Regions from separate parts of the Homo sapiens genome. Here region 2 is linked to region 1. A link is a loop called in an ENCODE intact Hi-C map of the cell type or tissue named here. Cell type or tissue: heart right ventricle. All regions are shown on one strand. Links, peaks and the distances in the headings refer to the core of each region. The heading gives the core; the rest is flanking DNA.

Evidence for each region. Hi-C counts contacts between places; a loop is a spot of excess contacts. Peaks named below come from ENCODE experiments on the same cell type or tissue, not always from the same donor. Only the 100,000 strongest peaks of a DNase experiment are listed, where the experiment ranks them.
Region 2: it touches region 1 in a loop (3-fold over the local background); 13 of 110 quality-filtered maps call a loop at or near these places.

What each region holds. Positions count from the first base shown.
Region 1 is chr15:101,498,613-101,507,271 of GRCh38, reverse strand. No RefSeq gene overlaps it. Among named protein-coding and RNA genes, the nearest start is that of PCSK6, 13 kb to the right of the region's middle. In heart right ventricle, for the core only: CTCF peaks have their summits at 4,998 and 5,205 (motif pointing right); a DNase peak (open chromatin) is centred at 7,139; H3K27ac peaks cover 1,533 bases.
Region 2 is chr15:101,352,381-101,362,797 of GRCh38, reverse strand. The region is part of intron 13 of PCSK6 (proprotein convertase subtilisin/kexin type 6); the gene reads left to right. Among named protein-coding and RNA genes, the nearest start is that of PCSK6-AS1, 23 kb to the right of the region's middle. RefSeq lists enhancers at 1,807-2,750, 2,751-3,694, 4,639-5,582. In heart right ventricle, for the core only: a CTCF peak has its summit at 5,358; DNase peaks (open chromatin) are centred at 3,655 and 5,247; H3K27ac peaks cover 3,553 bases.

The sequences.
Region 1 (8,659 bases), core at 2,804-7,803:
TTAAAGATAAGCTTACAGTGGATATGAAGTATTAGTTTGATGGCAGTGTGCGTGTGTGTGTGTGTGTTGTATTAGTGTGATGGCAGTGTGCGTGTGTGTGTGTGAAGTATTAGTTTGATGGCTGTGTATGTGTGTGTGTGTGCAGGAAAATTACAAGAAAAATAAAGCATCTGAATTTTGAATCAAAATTGCTAAGTTGTTTTTGTAAAATGTGATTCAGAAGATCTAAAAAATATCAGGTATAAGAGATGTTCTATTATTATGACCTTTAGCCATAGAGCCAACTGGCAGGTGTGAGCCTCCATTCTGATGGAATTCTGCAGAAGCCTCTGGTCAAGAGAGGCCCTGGTGAGCTGTGCTGGGCTTATGAGAGAGTCGTGTGATGGGGCCCAGTTTCATTCAAGAGACTTAGTATCCTTTTTCTTTCTCTTTTACATAACCAGTTCGACACCGCTGGGTGCCAACAGACAGACCCTCTGTTGAGTTGTCCACCTGCTTTCCACCTGGCAGGTGCCAATAGCCTCTTGTTCTCCCAGTTCTCCCGGCCCTACCCTTGCGGGAGAAGGATACTATTTTGTATTACTTCTTATGAACATTGTGAGCAAAACGTTCCACGGACCACCCAAGCAGTGCAGACCACAGGCCATGTCCCAGGGACCTGGAAGCAGCAAGGACGCAGGTGCAAACACCCAGGGTGAGCCTACCCCATCCTTCACACCCAGGGTGAGCCTACCCCACGCCTTCACACCCAGGGTGAGCCTACCCCATCCTTCACACCCAGGGTGAGCCTACCCCATCCTTCACATCCAGGGTGAGCCTACCCCATCCTTCACACCCAGGGTGAGCCTACCCCATGCCTTCACACCCAGGGTGAGCCTACCCCATCCTTCACACTCCGAGTGAGCCTACCCCATCCTTCACATCCAGGGTGAGCCTACCCCATCCTTCACACCGACTACCCTGGCAGCCATGTTGCAAGAACGATGAGGGCAGCCTGGGGAACCCCCCAAATTTCAGCATCAGTGAGTGCTCTGACCTCACTGATGACAAGGTCCCACAGGTCACTTACACGTGTCACATAGAAAACGTTCTCCTGTGACCAAAAATGCAAGCCATCTGACAAAGAGTTTCAGGCTATTTTCAGTATCATTATCTTCTCCGCCAACACTGACAAATTTACCATGGTCGTGGTTTTCTTCGTTTTAATGACTGTTTGGTTGTGTTTTCCTTTGGGGATGGGGGCTGGTGGCGCTGCTGGCATCTGTGGCAAGGCCTCGAGGGAAGTGGATTTCTGCGGTGGTCACTGTGCCTTGCTGCCTTGTTTAAAATGAGACTTCATGGGACACACACAGCAAAGATGAAAGAGCAGAACCGTGGCATGTGAGGGACGATTAGGGCCAGGCTGGGCCATTAAGGCCTGGTCTAAAAGGTGCCCAGACACCTATTGACATGACACGTCCTAACTGCTCCCCAGACACCAGGATTAATCCACTGTGTCAGTTTGCTTCGTGTCCCTAATGTCTGTCAGCAGGAGCCTCTTCGTGCCTGATGGAGCTGGGGAGGGGAGGATGTCAAGGTGGATGCTCTCGGCTGGAAAAGCTCTCCAATGATGGGCTGTAACGAAAGTTTGTGACATTTCGATAGCTCTTTGCCTTTTAATGTGCGCATCTGGGGACAGCCCGTTACCTGCTTTTCTGCCTTGATCCATCATTTTTCTCTGGACCAAATCTCAAAATAATACAGCACAGAAAGAACTCTGGGTTCGAGATGGCAAGTGCAGCCTGCTCTCTGCTAACCCGACAAAGTGTTGATGAGTCAGAACTTCTGGGTAGCACACAACACTGCTGTGTATGGCTGACAAAAATGTCCAGCTTGTAAACAATTAGGAAACAGTTCAATAAAATATTCATGGGCACCATTTAACCCATGACTCAGGCAGACTCCTTACAATCTTGACACTGATAGTCTGAACATTGTCATTCTTCTACATGTCTTCAGAAGGGCTGGTAAATATTGAACTACAGTTAATAGGTTCTTGGATAAGCCAGATTCGCAGGCCCTTAACCTCACGCCTTCTCCCTTTACCTCCATGACATGATGTTTGAACCTAGAAGACAGGGTTGTCGACATCTTCTCCACCGTGCGGAGCCCTCGGTGCCAAGAGTGGTGGGTGTCCCCGTGGCCTCCCGCCTGGGGTCTGAGCTGCCGCACGATCCATTTGTCACCTCTGAAGTGTATCTCACCGTGGGCACTGGGAGCAGCAAATGGTTGTTCTGTTCTTACCTGCTCGATCCACACAAAGCTGGGAAGGTTCATGGGTGCCTAATCTCACAGGACAGACATGACGACACTGTGAATTCACACTGGGTCTCATCAGGGATTTCACTGTTCTTCCAGAGAGAGCAAGTGTCTTACTGACCACCAGAAAACATTTTTGGGGGAGGGGGAAAATAACTAGAAAGTGGAGGAAAGGTAAAATAGAAAATTCAAGGACAAATAAGATGCTAAAGAAAATGATGAAGTAGAATGAATGAGAATTGCTTGGAGGGGGTGCCTCTGGCTTGGATGGCTGTCCATTTTGCTGAGGTGTCTGGGGTTGACCACGGGAGGAGGGAAGAAAGCTGAGCGGGGAAGACCAGGCATACCTAACTAATGGTGTGGGTGATGTGATATTCCTGCTAGCCCTCATCGGTCCTGGGGCGTGGCTCCTTCTCGCCTTTGCTCTTCCTGTCTTGGAGCGGATTGAGGCTGGGACGAGAAGAGAGATGGGCCAGCAGAAGGGCTCTTCCCCCATTCCCCCAAACCCTTCCTGAAATACCAGCTGGCAAAACTTCTCGAATGTGCAGTTTCGGAACTATCACAGCTTCCATGAATATCAGATGTTCCATTTAGTTCTTGATCTCTCTCCCCTCTGTCTCTTTTGTCACTTTTATTTATTTTGTTGTTTTAATCTTCCTGGAGGCCTAATGGGCTGTATTTGAGATCAGTAGGATACTTTTAATGGTTTAAGTTGCCATGATTCCAGGCCCCAAGAGAAAATGTTCTGTATTTTTTCAACCAAAACCTGTGCCTGCCACTTCTTTTTAAAATATTAAGGATGCATTTCCCTAGCCAGTCCCAGCTTGAGCATTTGACCCTCCTGCCCACCCAGAGTTGCCAGATTTAGCAAATAATAATACAGGACAGACACTCAGGTAAATTTGAATTTCAGATAAATAAAAAATAATTTTATGAGTGCAAGTGTATCCCAACTTTTGTGTGAGGTACGCTTAAACCAAAAGTGTTTTCATTGTTTATCTGAAATTCAAATTTAACTGGGCATCTAGTATTTATTTGGCAATCATACCAGCTGATTCCTCAACCATTCTTTGGAAACATTTAATCCCAAGTTCTTACACAGCAGACACATTTAATCATACTTACTGCCTAGCAAGTATACATACTTTTTTTTTTTTTTTTGAGACGGAGTCTTGCTCTGTCACCCAGGCTGGAGTGCAGTGGCGCGATCTCAGCTCACTGAGAACTGGGTGAGTCTCACTGGGAACTCCGCCTCCCAGGTTCACGCCATTCTCCTGCCTCAGCCTCCCGAGTAGCTGGGACTACAGGCGCCCGCCACCACGCCCGACTAATTTTTTTGTATTTTTAGTAGAGACGGGGTTTCACTGTGTTAGCCAGGATGGTCTCGATCTCCTGACCTCATGATCTGCCCGTCTCAGCCTCCCAAAGTGCTGTGATTACAGGCATGAGCCACCGTGCCCGGCCCGTATTCTTTGTTCATGATGTCTCTACCTGGATGCATGCAGGATGTCTCCGACAGTGAGCTTCCAAAGGAAGTCCCTCTGAGTGGCTTAGAGGGCTGTACTCACAGTAGGGGCTGATGGCACAGATCGCTTTAGGAAGGTGGTGAGTGGGAGGTGGTGGTGGGGAAAACAAGACTTACCGGTTTACCAGAGGCAGGGATCAGGGTGGGATCGGGAGGGAATAGGATTTGGCGCTGTTTTCACTGAATTCTGGAATTGTGGTCTGGCTCTGGGAATCACCTGGGAGGTCAGCCCCTGGAGGGGAAAGGCAGCCCCTCCTCAACGTCTGCGACAGGTGCCCTCCTACGCTTCCCAACCCCTCCCAGTGTGGGCAGTTCCCCAGCTCACAGGCAGCACACGCAGGTGGAAACAGCTCTACCTGTCGGCTCACCCTCTGGCGAAATTCTACTTTCAGACCAGGAAAGCTGAGAGGGGTGGAGGGTGCCTCGCTGAAGTCACAGTGCTCGGGCCAGGCCTTCCCATGCCTCACCTTTCTCCACTGGACCCCGCTTGTTCTTTTCGGCCTGTGAGAAGGCCACAAACAGTTGTTACTTTTTCAAGTCAAAGAGGGTATGCGTCCTGAAGACATGATCAGAGATGTCATTAAGTGTGCGCGTGTATAGGGCGGAGTGAGGCCCAGGAGGTGGAGTGGTGCGGCTCTCAGGTCACGGACATGGAATTCCTGACTCTGCCTGCTCCCGGCGGCCTGCTGGCCTGTCAAGGGGAGAGCACAGTGAGTGACAAGAGGATTTATTTCCACCAGCCAGAGAATGGCTCATAATTTACAGCCCGCTGAGCCAGCCTCTACCACGGCATTAGAGCCTTCCTTTTGTAGACAGTAATAAATTGTCTTATCCCCGGTGCTGACATAACATGCTCCTTTTTAAGTGCGCCATAATTTTCATTTTTAAGGGAATATTCATATTGGATGGCAGAGCTCATGGGCATCTGAATACTTCTCTGGAGAGAAGCCTTTTTTTTTCTTTTTTAAAAGAAGATATAATTCAGCTCCTAAATGCCACTAGCAGGGATAGGCTTGACTTCTAAAGCGACATTAGGGGCAGAATTTGGGGACATTGTAGACCCTTCATAGACAGTGACTTGCCCCTCATCAGTAGGCATCAAAAGGATCAAGCCCCTGCAGGATGCACGTCCTTTGACTGTCCGCCTTGCTGCCTTTGCACGATGGTGGCCAGGGAGCTGGGGCGGCCTCGGGCTTTTCCATCCCAAAGGACGGGCTTCCCCGCCACCAGGGGGACTCACTCCCTTGAGCTCCCCCTGGCAGGAGGGGCCTGGGGGTGACAGGCAGACAGTAAAGGAGTCTGAAGCCTGCCCGGGGGGTTCCCAGCTTGGGATCATGGGGCTGCCGAGTCCGGGCACCGTGTCTCTCTCCTTCTGCATCCTCCAGGGGGCAACAGTGCAGCCTGCTGATCCCCAGTGAGCGGTTCTCCCCGGGGCACAGTCCTGGAGGGGGATGCCACAGATGGTCCCTGGTCACCAGGGAGTCCTCGGGCCTGTCTCCTGTTTCTACCGACCCGTGGGGATGGGCCAGCCGGGGTGTCCTTCTCCCCTCCCGTCAAGGTTCTTGTGCCTGGGTCCTTATCTGAGGATGCCCTCACGGCGTGGCAGGAAGAGATGGGGCCGGGTGGCTGCCCAGGCTCCTCCCTCTGCCTTTGCCTTGTGCCTTCACAGCCACCCATTCCAGAACCCTAACTGTTCACCTGACAAGACCTCAGGCAAAGCCCTGGCTCCCTCGGAGGATCGGGGCTTTCTTGTTTGTAAAACAGGACACGGACTTTAGGAGCTCAGACACGAATGCATGCAAAAGCCTTACAGAGGGTTCAGGAGAGGTGAGTTTTTGTCTCCTCCTCTGCTCCTTCTTTCTTCACTGCCTGTTTCCCTCCTTTCACCAGGCACGTAGGGGAAGGAGCTGAGGTCCCCAGGCTGTGCAGTCCTTCTAGGTCTGGGCTGTGGAGGGAGAGGAGAGGCTGGCCTGGGGGTCTCTGCTGGGGGAGATACAAGTCCGGCCTGTGGGGTTGGCCAGCCTGGGGCATGTCTGTGTTAACTCAGACACACCCACACAGACACTTCCAGAACCAGGCATGTTTACAAGTAGCAATGAGGTATTGCTAAACCTCTGGCCTGATGAGAACAGCTCTCACATAATGCTGTCTGAGTGCCAGGCCCAGGTCCAGGCACTGTACACTAATTCATTTAAGGTGGACACAAATATGCCCATTTTATGCTCAGCTGGGAAAACTGAGGCCCAGAGAGGTCAATGGACTCATCTGAGGTCAGGCAGCTGGGAGGTGGCCGAGCTGGGATGAGAACCCAGGTGGTCAGGGCTGGAGCCTCTTCCCTAGCCACAGTGCCCCTCTGCCTCTTCTCCTCCTGCCTGAGCAATCCCACTTCACTTGGACCATCCCCTGCCTATTCCAGGAGACAGGACTTGAGTGTCACTTCCCCTCCTGCTGTCTTGTGGCCCTGCCATGCACTGTGGCAAGTCTTCTGTTATCTTCTGCCTGAGAGGCCGTGACTAAGAAGGTTCCAGACTTCCCGTCTATCAAAGGTGAGGACTGAATTAGACTTTCTTCTTGACAGTGGTGATCACCTGTGACCTGTGACTGGTACATGCTCAGGAGGGAGTATACTGTTCCACTTTGCTGATTTCTAATGAAAGATTACTTTTACAGGATGGAGGGAGAAAGGGCTCCGAAGGAGAAGGAAGAAGAATAAGGGCATTGGCCTCAGTCCAGATGAAAAGACCCAGATGCAAAATTATTTGGGCCACATATGTGTTGTTTGCTTATCAAATTTTCAACCTTTGAAAAATCACAATATTGGATGGTGGGAATCAGTAGCATTGCTGGAGTTCCTGTGGGTGGCAGGAGTTGGACATTGTGGCAGGTGACCCTGCAAAGGATAAACACAGAACCTGCAGAGGGTAAAGGATTTCCCAAGTCTCACTCCTGGAGGGAGGGGCACAGGCATGAGCAGCCTATCGGGCCCCATGTCATGCAGCTATGTTCTCTGCTGCTGGTGAGCTTGGCATCGAAAGAAAACATAGCAGGAATGATTTTGTCTGGGTTGGGGATTTGGGGGAGTTTAGACTATAAATAGTGAGGAGGATATAAAAAGCCTTAAGAGGATTTTTGGAAGCCCTAAATCCACCACATAGACCAAAGCAAGTTAACAGGAACCACTTCGGTTTTAGTGAGGTCTAAATGTGACTCAGCATAGTGCCCTCCCCTCCACTGTTCCCTTCCAGCTGTCGTGGTTCACGTGTCCGCTGTCACCACAACCCTTGCCAGCATCTGCCAAACCAAGGGCACGTGTGTCAGGAGGTCTGCTGCCAGCATGCCAGCTGCCAGGTGCTGCCTAGCCTTGAATTACGGCCTGGCTCACTCCCTAAGGGAAGGCATCATTGGCAGCCTCTTCTGCAGCAGAGAAAACGGAAGCATAGGAGGGTAGGTGCCTGGTCCAGGGTCACACAGCCAGCAAGTAGTGGGCTGGATTCCACACTCAGCCGAGGCCCACTCTGCTGATTCTAGCATAATTTCTTCAGGATCACCTTTTGAGTGGACCTCAGCTGCGTGTGGGAAGGAACCTGCTTGCCTCTGTGCCTTGCTTCTTGGACACCTGCGGTCCCAGCCTTCTCTTTTCTGTGGGCCCTTATTTCATTTAATACATGGACTCATCATAAAACCCCTTTGCACTCCTGTAGCCCCAGCTCAGGAAGCCTGAAGCCCACCCCGGTCACCGAGGTGCTCAGAATCGATGGAGATCCAGAGTTGAAACCTCCCTACGTTTGGTCCTGTGTCCCCAGGGTCTGCTGCCGGCTCCTAGATACCTACAAACAGGTCTTTACTGTTGACTCTTTTAGGAACATCACTGTGGCCTAATAGTGAGGGAGTGACATTTAGGATGATGGCCGACCATCTCATTTATAGGAAAAACCCAGGGCTCTAACACATATTTTAAAAATCACTGCACTGCTGGCACAGCCCTGCCACCCAGCATTGTATTAGCCAACTCCTTCCCAAGGCTCTGGGAGAGGCTGCAGTGGGAACATTCCAGATCAGAGGTTCTGCCTTGTTTAAATAGGGGTGGAGCGAGATTGCCAGGTCTGAGGCTTCATCTTGCCAGTGAGAAATGGGGGTGCAGGGAGCTGTTTTAGATGGGGGTGCAGGGAACAGCTGCTGAGGCCTCACCGTGAGTCACACACAGGGCTGGCAGTGAGGCCACAAATCACAGTTGGGCCCCCAAACATAAGGTCCTACAGCCAGGGAGAGCCATTCTGCCTGGAGACCGAGAAGAATCCAGTCAGGAAGAAATAGTGGAAGCTAAGGTGCCCGGGCCTGAAGGGCCAGTCCGTCTGGGAGCAGCAACTGGCCCTATGGTGGGACAGGAAGAGCAAGAAAAACAGTGCCAGCTTGCTAAAGGCCGTGCCCCTGAGTTTGATCTCCACCCTGCTGGCTGAGAAGACTCACTGATGGTCTAAGTCGTCTCATGGGAGTGCCTGGGAACCAAGACTCTGGAGACGGCAGGGAGGGTGATGAGGGGCAGCGGCTGGAGCTAGAGAGACCACCTGGGAAGTGAACACCACAGACAGTGCGACAGGGCCCTCGGCTAGGGTGGGAAGCCTGGGGACGGGTGAGGGAACTGGTGAGAGGTGGGAGTCAGGCCGAGCCCACACTGGGTCAGGGCATGAAGGCCACAGCATGCCCTTGAGGCCAGGGTCTGGTCCGGGTGGGGGTGAGGAGGTTAGAACAGGCTGCTCTGGATTTCAGAGGCCACAGAGAGTGGAGATATTGAGTAAGGAGGTGAAGATGTGGGACCCAAGGTTCCCGGCCTCTTGA
Region 2 (10,417 bases), core at 2,296-7,295, 140 kb after region 1:
GGCTCTAACTCTTACAAATACCTGTGACCTTGGCAAGTCACTTAGCTTTTCTAGGCCTTGGTCTTCTTATCTAGAAAATGGGGATAGTACGCAAGTTACTGGGTTGCGGTGGGATGAAATCAGGTAAGACAGGCTGGATACCGAGAGCAGGGCCCGGCACACAGCGACGTTGGCAGCTCACCCCCTCTAGAAGTGCCCTCTTGCACAGCTGCAGTGATGCCACACCTGGGGGCCCTCTCCACCTCACAGGCTGCCCCTTGTGCATCTCGTTGGCTGATCCTCTCGCACATACCCCTGCACGCACTCCTGGGTCCTCTGCTCTTTGTTCCCATCCAGGGATCTCATCCAGCCCCGTGACACTGAGCACCTTGTACCTGCTGGTGGTGCCCAAAGCTGCCTCTCCCTGCCCTCTTGCACCCAGACCTGCTCTGCAGCAGCCTCCTGCTTCTGGGCATGGGTCTAACTGGCTCTGAGCTTGTGCACCTTAGACAAACTCCCAAACTGCCTCTTTCTTGCTTTCCACATTAATGTAAATAGCTTTGGGCTGGGCATGGTGGCTCATGCCTGTAATTCCAGCACTTTGGGAGGCCGAGGCGGGTGAATCACAAGGTCAGGAGATCGAGACCATCCTGGCCAACATGGTGAAACCCCATCTCTACTAACAATACAAAAAGTTAACCAGGCATGGTGGCGGGCACCTGTAGTCCCAGCTACTTGGGAGGCTGAGGGAAGAGAATGGTGTGAACCTGGGAGGTGGAGCTTGCAGTGAGCTGAGATTGCGCCACTGCACTCCAGCCTGGATGATAGAGCAAGACTCCAACTCAAAAAAAAAAAAAAAAAAGCTTCACCTTGCACTCCATTGCTTGGCCAAATCCCAGGAGTGAACCTTTAATTCTTCTTTGTCTCCTTCACCATCTGCTTCCAGAATATATCTCAGTCTGCCCACTGCCTCAGTTCAGTCCCCTATAGTGTCTTACCTCCTCATTCCACTGGCCCCCCTGCCTCAACCCCTACTGGCTAGAGCCACTCTCCACCCAGCATCCAATGATCCTTTTAAAATATAATTCAGAAAATGATGCACCCCTGCTAACTTTAATGACCTCCCACAGCTCTTAGAGCAAAACCCAAATCTCTTAGCCTGACCTGCACATCCTGCTAGCACCTCTCCACCGTGAATCATTTCCTGCGCCTCATCATTGACCTCCGTTCTGTTCCCCTAACATGCCTGGTCTTACCTCCATGGGGCCTTGGCACGTGCTGCTCCCTCCTTGGGGACAGCTGTCCCTAGGGCTTCCCATGGCTGCAGCTCAGACCTGGCCTCATGGAGGGGTCTTATCTGAATGCCTGTGGTGGATGTCCTACCCACTCTCCCACCTTACACTCCTACAGAAACATAAAGGCAGGGGATGAGAATGGGGAGGAATAAAAATTTGCTGAGATTCTGATTCCACATTTAGTGGGAGGGGTGATGGATTATGTCTTACTCTTAGCACTGATAGAGACATATAAACTCAAATATCTTCCTATAATAGAGAGATAATCAAGATTTAAAACAGGATGCCAACCTTCCAGATCACTAGAGGGAAATAAGAGTGAAGAGAAATTGATCAATATGCCAAAAAAAAAAAAAAAAGAGAGAGAAAGAACTATAGGCAAATTTGAATAGGGATACGGAAGTCTTAAATAAAACATTAGGAAGTGGAATTCATCAGTTTATTCAAAGAATACTCCCCTCCAAGAACACAGCCTTCACTCAACAGATACTTATTGAGCATTTACCAAGTTCTAAGCACTGGGGATGCACTGGTGAACAAAACAGATGCTAAGCTTACATTCTGGAAGGCAGAGGAGGCCGTGAAACAAGATTACCAGGCAGGAAGCTGTTGTCCATTAGATGATGAGAAGCTCTAAGGAGAAAAATGAAGCAGGGCAGGGTGACAAGGGCATTTCAGGGTGTACCGGGAAGGCCTCAGGGAAGGGACATTTGAGTAAAGCTCAAAGAAGATGAGGGGGTGAGCTCTGCAGACATCTGGGAAAAGGGCATTCCAAGCAAAGCGTTCAGGGGATGCTGAGGCCCCCGGGCAGGAGTGTGCCTGGTGTGTTCCAGGGGATGCTAAGGCCCCCGGGCAGGAGTGTGCCTGGTGTGTTCCAGGGGATGCTAAGGCCCCTGGGCAGGAGTGTGCCTGGTGTGTTCCAGGGGATGCTAAGGCCCCCGGGCAGGAGTGTGCCTGGTGTGTTCCAGGGGATGCTAAGGCCCCCGGGCAGGAGTGTGTCTGGTGTGTTCCAGGGGATGCTAAGGCCCCCGGGCAGGAGTGTGTCTGGTGTGTTCCAGGCACAGCAGAGAGGCCCCCGAGGCTGCAGGGGGCAGTGGGAAGAGGAGCAGAATAGGACAGGACCAGGCATTGAGAGCATAGGGACCAGATCGCACTGGGCTTTGTCAGCCCTCACAGGGACTTGGTTGGAAGTCACTGAGAGATTTTAGGCAGAGGACAGAGGTGATCTGAACTTCTGTGTTAATAGGCTGACAGCTGGTCAGAATAGACGGAAGTGAGGGTGGGAGAGGAACAAAGGCGGGGAAGCCAGTTAGAAGGTCATTGCAATATCAGGTGAAGGTGACTCCGACGGGGCAGCATCAGTGGAGTGTATGAAGCAGTCAGATTCTGAAAGCAGGGTCGAGAGATGTGTAGATGGATCAGATGTGGGCTGTGAGAGGAGAGAGGGGGCATGGATGACTTCAGAGTTTTTGTCCTGCACAGTAGAAGAATGGAGTCCTAGTTTCCTAGATCTGGAACATTGCAGGGGGGGAAGATGCTGGAGAGAAGATCAGGAGCTTGGATTTGGGTGGGTTAAATCAAAGATACTTACACAAGTCCAGGCAGAGATATGTACCTGGAGGTGAGAGGGAAGACTGAGCTAGAAATCCAAATTCGGATTAGGTATATTAAGTATCGTCAGCCTTTCAAGCTGTATGAGCAATGGAAGGAGATCTGTTTATATAACAGTGATTCACACGTTTGGAGCCTGTTGCGTGTGGGTGCTGAGCGAGCTTTAGGCTTGCAGTGGTGCACAGCACGGAACCGCATGCCCTGCACACCTGTGCACCTGCCACACTGCTTCCTGCCCAGCCAGATGCTGCCATATCAGCTCCCTGCTTGCTGCCTGCATGGCACTCAGCAGCTCTGGCCTTGGCCTTAGCACTGATGGGCTTGCCATCTGCAGCCTTCCTTCCTTCCGGTCCTGCTGTGCCCTGAGAGCCTCCTGCTGCATGGTGTATGATAGGTGCCCAATAGGTGTTGGCGGATTAATTAGTCCAGTTGGAACCCTCTGTAACCACCACATGACCAGATGCTCTGTGTGCTACAGAGGACACAGGATTAGTGGATACAAGAAATACTTCCTGAGGGTAGCCCCAAATGAAGTCTTGACACAGGTCGATCTCCACCCCTCAGCGTGGGTAGAAACTGGATCTTTGCTTTCAGAAGGTTGAGACGGGTGCAGAATAAACACCTTGTGGTACCTTCCAGCTCTGACCTTCTAGGGCCTACTGGAATTTGGGGGGCGGGGACACATTCTCCAGTGTCATCACAGAGAGTATGCACATTCCTGCAAGGGCGTCTGGAGTCAGTTCATTCCATGCAAGCTTTACCCTGTAGACAACTGCCACTCCTGAATGTGGTCCAGAAACAGCAAGTACAGGCATGCGTCCTGCCACAGCTGACGCACGGCAAGCCCTCCCTGCTGTGTGTGGGGAGGACGGGCGCCTTCCTGTCACCCACAGGCTCTGTGCATCCTCCCCAAGCACAGTGAGAGCTAGCCTGGGAGCCTGGGTCCCACCAGCATCTCTCCACAGTGGAAATCCATGTGGCCCTCACATGGGACACTGCAGTTGCAACTGAGTCTCCCCAACCTGCCCTGCTCACTTCATTCCAGGGCCAGCCTCTGAGCTTGTTGTTCAGCATGGCGGCTGGATCCTCCCAGGGTGAGGGAAGGGAGTGATGGAGTGAAGCCAAAAGGGGTCAGAGGGGCTCAAACAAAGGCCAAGCGGCCCTTTCCAGGTTGGCGTATGGGCCCAGTGCTTTTGAGGTTGATCCAGGATAAGCCCTCTTCAGCCTCCAGATGAATGGTACCTCTTCCGGCTGTTCCTGAAATGTCAAAATGGGAGGTCTGCGTATCCTAACAGACATGTCTCCGATGCATTTTGCAGAGGTCCTGCCATGTGCCAGATGCTATGCCAGTGCTCGGGCACAGAGAGGCTCCAAGACACAGTTCCTGCCCCTGAGGAGCCCACAGGCTAGTTGGGAACATTTCGGATTTCAGGAACCAATAGTACCATGCACAAGGGCCCAAGGGCCACCAGTGACCCAGAGGAGTGCCCCAAGTTCAGTGGAGCAAACAGGGATTTCCGGCTGAAAGAAACAAGGAAGGGCTTGTGAGGAAGGGTCTGCCTAAGGCCAGATTCTCAGGAGTTCCCCAGTGTCACTTTGTTTTTTTTTATCTTAGTAGCATAGAAAATACAGGCCATTAGGAGATGGCGACTGCCCCAAGGGTACGGCTGTCCTTTTGTAGAATGAAGTGCCAGGCATTGCCCACATATGACCTGCCTTACTCCGCCTACCCCCAGGGGTGAGACTTCTCAGGGCTGGCCTTGCTCCCCAGGCCCTGGGAGGGACCACAGAGGGGCTCAGCAGTGACGAGCCAGGCTTCCCCACCCGATCCACTGGGCAAGCGACGGGGATGTCAGGCCGAGACAGTCCTCAGCGATGACCTGCCCTAACTCCCCTCCTTCCAGGGGCAGGTCTGGGCCCTTCCATGAGTGCAGAGCAGAGGTGGGAGCTTCCTGGCCAGGCCGACATAAGGAAAGGGCCTGCTGCCTCTGGGAGGATGCTCTGGTGCCCACAGAAGGCGTCAGTGTGGATGGGGGCCTGCAGTGGACGGGCATTGAGGTGTGGAGGAGAGTCTGAGAAGATCTCTATCAACCACCAGAGAGCCAGGAAGCACCCCCTAGGAGGAAGGGTGAAAATCCGTGTCTACCCAGAGCTCACCAAGGCACTGGTTATGCTGTGCCCAAAGACCCGGGACCCAACGTAGGCATTGTTCGCAATAAGACCTACCCCCAGAGCATGCCTGTGAGGCCACGCCAGGTGGGCAGGACGGCCGCTGGCCGAGGCTTCTCATCAGTGCATGGGTGGAGAGGGAAGCCCAGCCTGCCTGCACGCTATGACGCTATTGTGTACACAGGGAGGCAGGACCAGCCCCAGCACTGAATGTTCAGGTCAAGCTGATAGTGCCTGTTGGGGACCTCAGCCTGGGAAGGTGACAGAGAAGACCTAGGTTGCCCTCTAGCTCCAGGATTCAGAGCTCTAGAGGCCGGGAAAATGCAGGGCTGGTCAGCCAGGAAAATGCAGGTCTGGTCAGCATCGTCAGCATCGAGTCAGCTGCCTGTCAGCCTCGTCGATGCCGAGGTATGAACTGATCTCAAATGGGCAGGATCTTCCACTCCCTGGTTGTCTGGTGAGGGTGGCCTGTGAGTGCACAGTCACCACCAGCCTCAGTGCCAGGCACAGTGCAGCACACACACACGCGTAGACCAGAAAAGCAGGCAGTCCTCACTTCTCTACAGGCATTCCAAGAACCTGTGCTTGGGGCAGGGTGCTTCGTTTCTGTGGTGTTCATTTCAATCTCCTGCAAATCTCTGCAAGTTAATTGCTTTAAAAGAAAATGAAAAGAAAAAAACTGCTCCAATGGTGTTCTGTGTAAAAGTGCTTTAAAATCTATGCTAAGACCCAGGATTTATGAAGTAATTAAGTGATCTGACTGATGCGCTAGCTCCAATAATACCTCCTGTCAGATTGAACGTGGCTTAGGTAATTAGTTTTAAAGCCATTTTTAAAGGTTGAGTAGCACATCAGTCATCCATTTTCCTCTTCAGTTCCCAGGCCAAGGATCTGGGTCCTCCCAGGATCACTCTCTTCCAGGAGGCAATTTAGGAATGGAATCGAGTGTGAATCCTGCTTTGCAGTCTTGCAGCATTTGCAGATACTAACAGCTCTTCATTTATTCCTGCACACCTATATTATTTATTTATTTATTTATTTATTTATTTATTTATTTATTTATTTTGAGACAGTCTCGCTCTGTTGCCCAGGCTGGAGTGCAACGGCGCAATCTCGGCTCACTGCAACCTCTGCCTCCCAGGTTTAAGCGATTCTTCTGCCTCAGCCTCCCAAGTAGCTGGGATTACAGGCATCTGCCACCACATCTGGCTAATTTTTTTTTTTTTTTTTTTTTTTTTGTAGTTTTAGTAGAGACAGGGTTTTGCCATGTTGGCCGGGCTGGTCTTGAACTCCTGACCTCAGGTGATCTGCCCACCTCGGCCTCCGAAAGTGCTGCAATTACAGGGTGAGCCACTGCACCCAGCCCAGCACACCTTTATTGAACTCTACTTAGCTCCAGATTTGGGAACACTAGGACCTTGCCCCTGCAGTGCACAGTGTGGGTGTGGAAGAGGGGGCAGCTTCCACCGTGGGTGAGCTTGCTACTCCAGCCGTTACGCACAGAGCCTGCAAGGCTACGAACGGAGCTGGCAACGGTGCAGGCAGAGCTGGGGCGATGGCTCGTCCTGCAGAACATCTGTCGGAGAAGTTTGGCTGCATTTAAGAGAGTTGCCATCCAAAATGCCCGAGATTTTAAGTTTGGACCCAGAATGCAGAAAGTGTCTATTCTCTGAGAAACATGTATGCTTCATTCTCCCACGTCAGACATCAGACAGGCCTGGGGTTGGATCCTCCTGCCTCCGCTTTTCCTGTCTCTCTGGCCTCTGCGCTGGGTCTCCTCTCCTGTAAGATAGGGCTGTGCAGAAGTGAGACCCAGACCAAGTCACTGAAGAGAGGAGCCTTCCCAGCCCGCCCTTCTTGCCTCGGAGCCTACGTTGGTGGTTGCACCTGAACGACAAGGCAGAGCCTGTGCACCTGCCAAGGTCAGGCCAGCCTCCCCACCCAGGGCCACATCCCGCTCGGCACCCTCAGGTGCAGGAAGGTCCCTGCACCTCCTCATGACCTGGGGCCCCCATGGGCATGCCGGATGCATGCAAAGTGCTCTGCAGGAATCGAGCTTGGCTTTGTCAGCACTAAGGGGCATCTGCATGGTGTTCTCCTGTTCATGCAGCACACACTTACCTTGTCTGCACACCTGCCCCATGCCGGGTCTGCTGGGTAGGCATGGGTGTGAGGGGTGTTTCCTTGTTCTTCACTTCTTCCACCCCAAGAGCCCAGCTGAGTGTGCCCTGCAGGCAGTTTGACCAGGGCTATGTACAGGGCCCAAACTTTACTGAGTTGGCCTAGCCCTCCCTTTGTAACCAGGAGCCTACCTAAGGTGCTGGGGCACCTCCCACAGTCTTCCCCTGCCAGGGAGAATTGTGAGACATCAATGTCTAAATAGAAAAAATAATCAGGCATGCTTTCCAATCTTCTCTCTATAATTGACACCATGTATCTTATTTCATGGTTCCAAAGGGTTTTACGTACTTGGTATTCACATAGTAATAAATAGACTGTCTGAGACAATTGATGGCACTTTAAAAAATCCTGTGTCACTCTTGAACTCTGAGAATTCACTTTCTCCCTGATTAAAATTTCTTTTTTCTCTGATCTTTCATCTGTTTCCAAAAGAGCAGCAACCCACATGTGCTGTGTTTTTCCAGATTATTTCAACAGCATTATTTCCAGATTCCCACCAATCTAGGAAAGAAGTCCAATTTATCAAAAGAACGAGAGAGGAATAGGATGATGATTAGCACCTACGTGTTCTCCAGCAGGCACTGGGTGCTATTTTATCTCGCTGTTACAAATCAGTATAGAATCAGGGTAGATGATAATAAGGAATTAAAGTTTCAGGAAAAGTTATTCTTGCTAGTGATGCATATCATGGTATTTACAAATGAAGACATGACCACGATGCCTATGATTTGTGCTTTAAACTATTCCAGAGGGTGGGGGTGAGGAGTGGGAGAGTAGGAAGAGGGTGGGCGAAACCAGATTGAGAAAAGGTTGGGGATTCTTGGGACTGTGTGATGGGGCACGGGGACTCATTGTACTGTTTTCTCCATTTTATGTTTATTTGAGAATTTCCATTACGTGAAGAGTTTTTAAAAGCACATGTATGGGAAACATTTCTTCCGAAGAGGTCAGAATGCAAGACTGTCTGAGAGATTTACATGGCACAAGTAAATTTAACGATGTAAAGATTTCATTGCTTTACAGCAAATACACTTCAGTTCTTCACTTGTGAGGAGTAAATGCTCAATGTGCCGTGGGACACGTAGAGACAGGGATTTTACACTTTGTTTAAAGTGTAAAAAGACACGTAGTTTCTTTTACGTTTGACTGAAGGTGCTCTAGACAGTTACTGGACGTGTGTATGGGAGTGTGTGCTTGGGTGTATATATGTGTGCATGTGTGAGGGAGAGTATTGTGTATAAGTATGTATGTGTGTATGTGGGCTTGTATGTATCTGTGTGTCCATGTGCATGTCTATGTGGATATGTATGTGTGTATATGTGGGCATTAGGTATATGTGTATACTTGTACATGTATCTGTGTGTGTGTGCATGTGGATATGTGGGTGTGTGTATGTGTGTGGTGCATATTGGCTTATGCTTCCTTTTCAAGACCCAGTGTAACACAAGGCTGAGCTCTAGAGCGGCCTGCTTCTCAGATCCATCTTCCACCACTGGTCATTGCGGACCTCGGCAGGCCATTTCCATGCTCCGAGCCTCCAACCTGTCCTCTGCCCAGGGATGGTGGGAGGATTAAACGAAACAGTGCCCGAGAAGTGCTGAGCCTTACCAGCATGAACATGATTCTCTTATTGTGAGTGTTTAGATTCTCCTTTTGTGGAAGAGGGAGCTGAGTCCAAGCTCCTCCACCCAGAGCCTGACTGAGCTCACCTGCCTGGAAGGGGCAGAGCCTGGTGTCAGGGCCGTCTTCCAAGCTCAGGGCCACCCTCACCTCAACCCAACCTGGTGAGGTCTCCACGCCTCTCCAAGGCAGTACAGGCAGCCCATAGTTGATCTGATCTCTTTAGCCCTGTGGCCAGTGGTTTTCATGTGTCTGGCTTCAGGATATTTCTGGTTGGATTTTTTTGTTTAAAGTGTTGTAATTAGAAGATAAAAATTAAATGAAATATTAAAAGCTGGGAGCCTCTGCTGGGTGCCAGCCAGGGTCGGGGTGTTGAGGAATGTTGCTGCTGAGAGGCTGCCTCACTTGGCTGAAATCCAAGAGAGCAGCAGGCCTTCTGAGAACTTGCTTTGACCAGTCCACAAGAGCAGGGGTCCCCATCCCACCTACCGGTCCATGGTCCATGGACTGTTAGGGACTAGACTACACAGCAGGAGGTGAGCGGCCAGCAAACACTTCATGTGTGTTTACAGCTGCTCCCTGTCACTCCCACTTCTGCCTGAACTCTACCTCCTGTCACATCGGCAAAGGCACTAGATTCTCATAGGAGTGCGAACCCCATTGTGAACTGCACGTGCCAGGGATCTAGGTTGCACGCTCCTTATGAGAATCTAATGCCTGATGATCTGTCACTGTCTCCCATCACCCCCAGACGGGACCGTCTAGTCGCAGGGAAAGAAGCTCAGGGCTCCCACTGATTCTACATTATGATGAGTTGTATAGTTATTTCCTTATGTTTTACAATGTAATAATGATAGAAATAAAGTACACAATGATTGTCATGTGCTTGAATCACCCCGAAACCATCCCCACTGCTCCCCACCGGATCCCCAGCTGTGGAAGAATTGTCTTCCAATAAACTGATTCCTTGTGCCAAAAAGGTTGGGAACCACTGCAGTAGAACATTTGAAATGCAATAGGTACTTGGAATAGATGCTTGGTTTTAAGGGTTTTTCCTATAGACTATGTTCCTGAATGGGAGGATTCAGTATCACTGAGATATCTCTTCTTCACAAAGAAGGGTTAGCCGTCACTTTAACACAGTCCTCATCAACATCGCAACAAAATTAAAGGAATGCAAGGAAAACCTATTCTGAAAGAATGGGCACAGATAATAGCTAGAGAAATTCTGAAAAAATGAATGCAGGTGTTTAACTGTGTTTTTTAACTATAATAAAATGATCTGGCACTGGTGCTGGAATAGACCGATCAAGGGAACAGTACGGATAGTCCGTTAATAAAGCCACAGAGATATGCTAAGGATAGCGTTTTAAACTGGTGGGAAAAGACTGAAGTGTTGAATAAGAGTTATTGATAATTGGCCAACCATTTGGAAAGAAAATAATTATCTTGATGCATACACATAAAATTAGAAATTTCTGTCTGGCAGAAAACATCATAAAATTAGAAAAATATTCCTGTAATCTCAGCACTTTGGGAGGCCAAGGCAGGTGGATCACGAG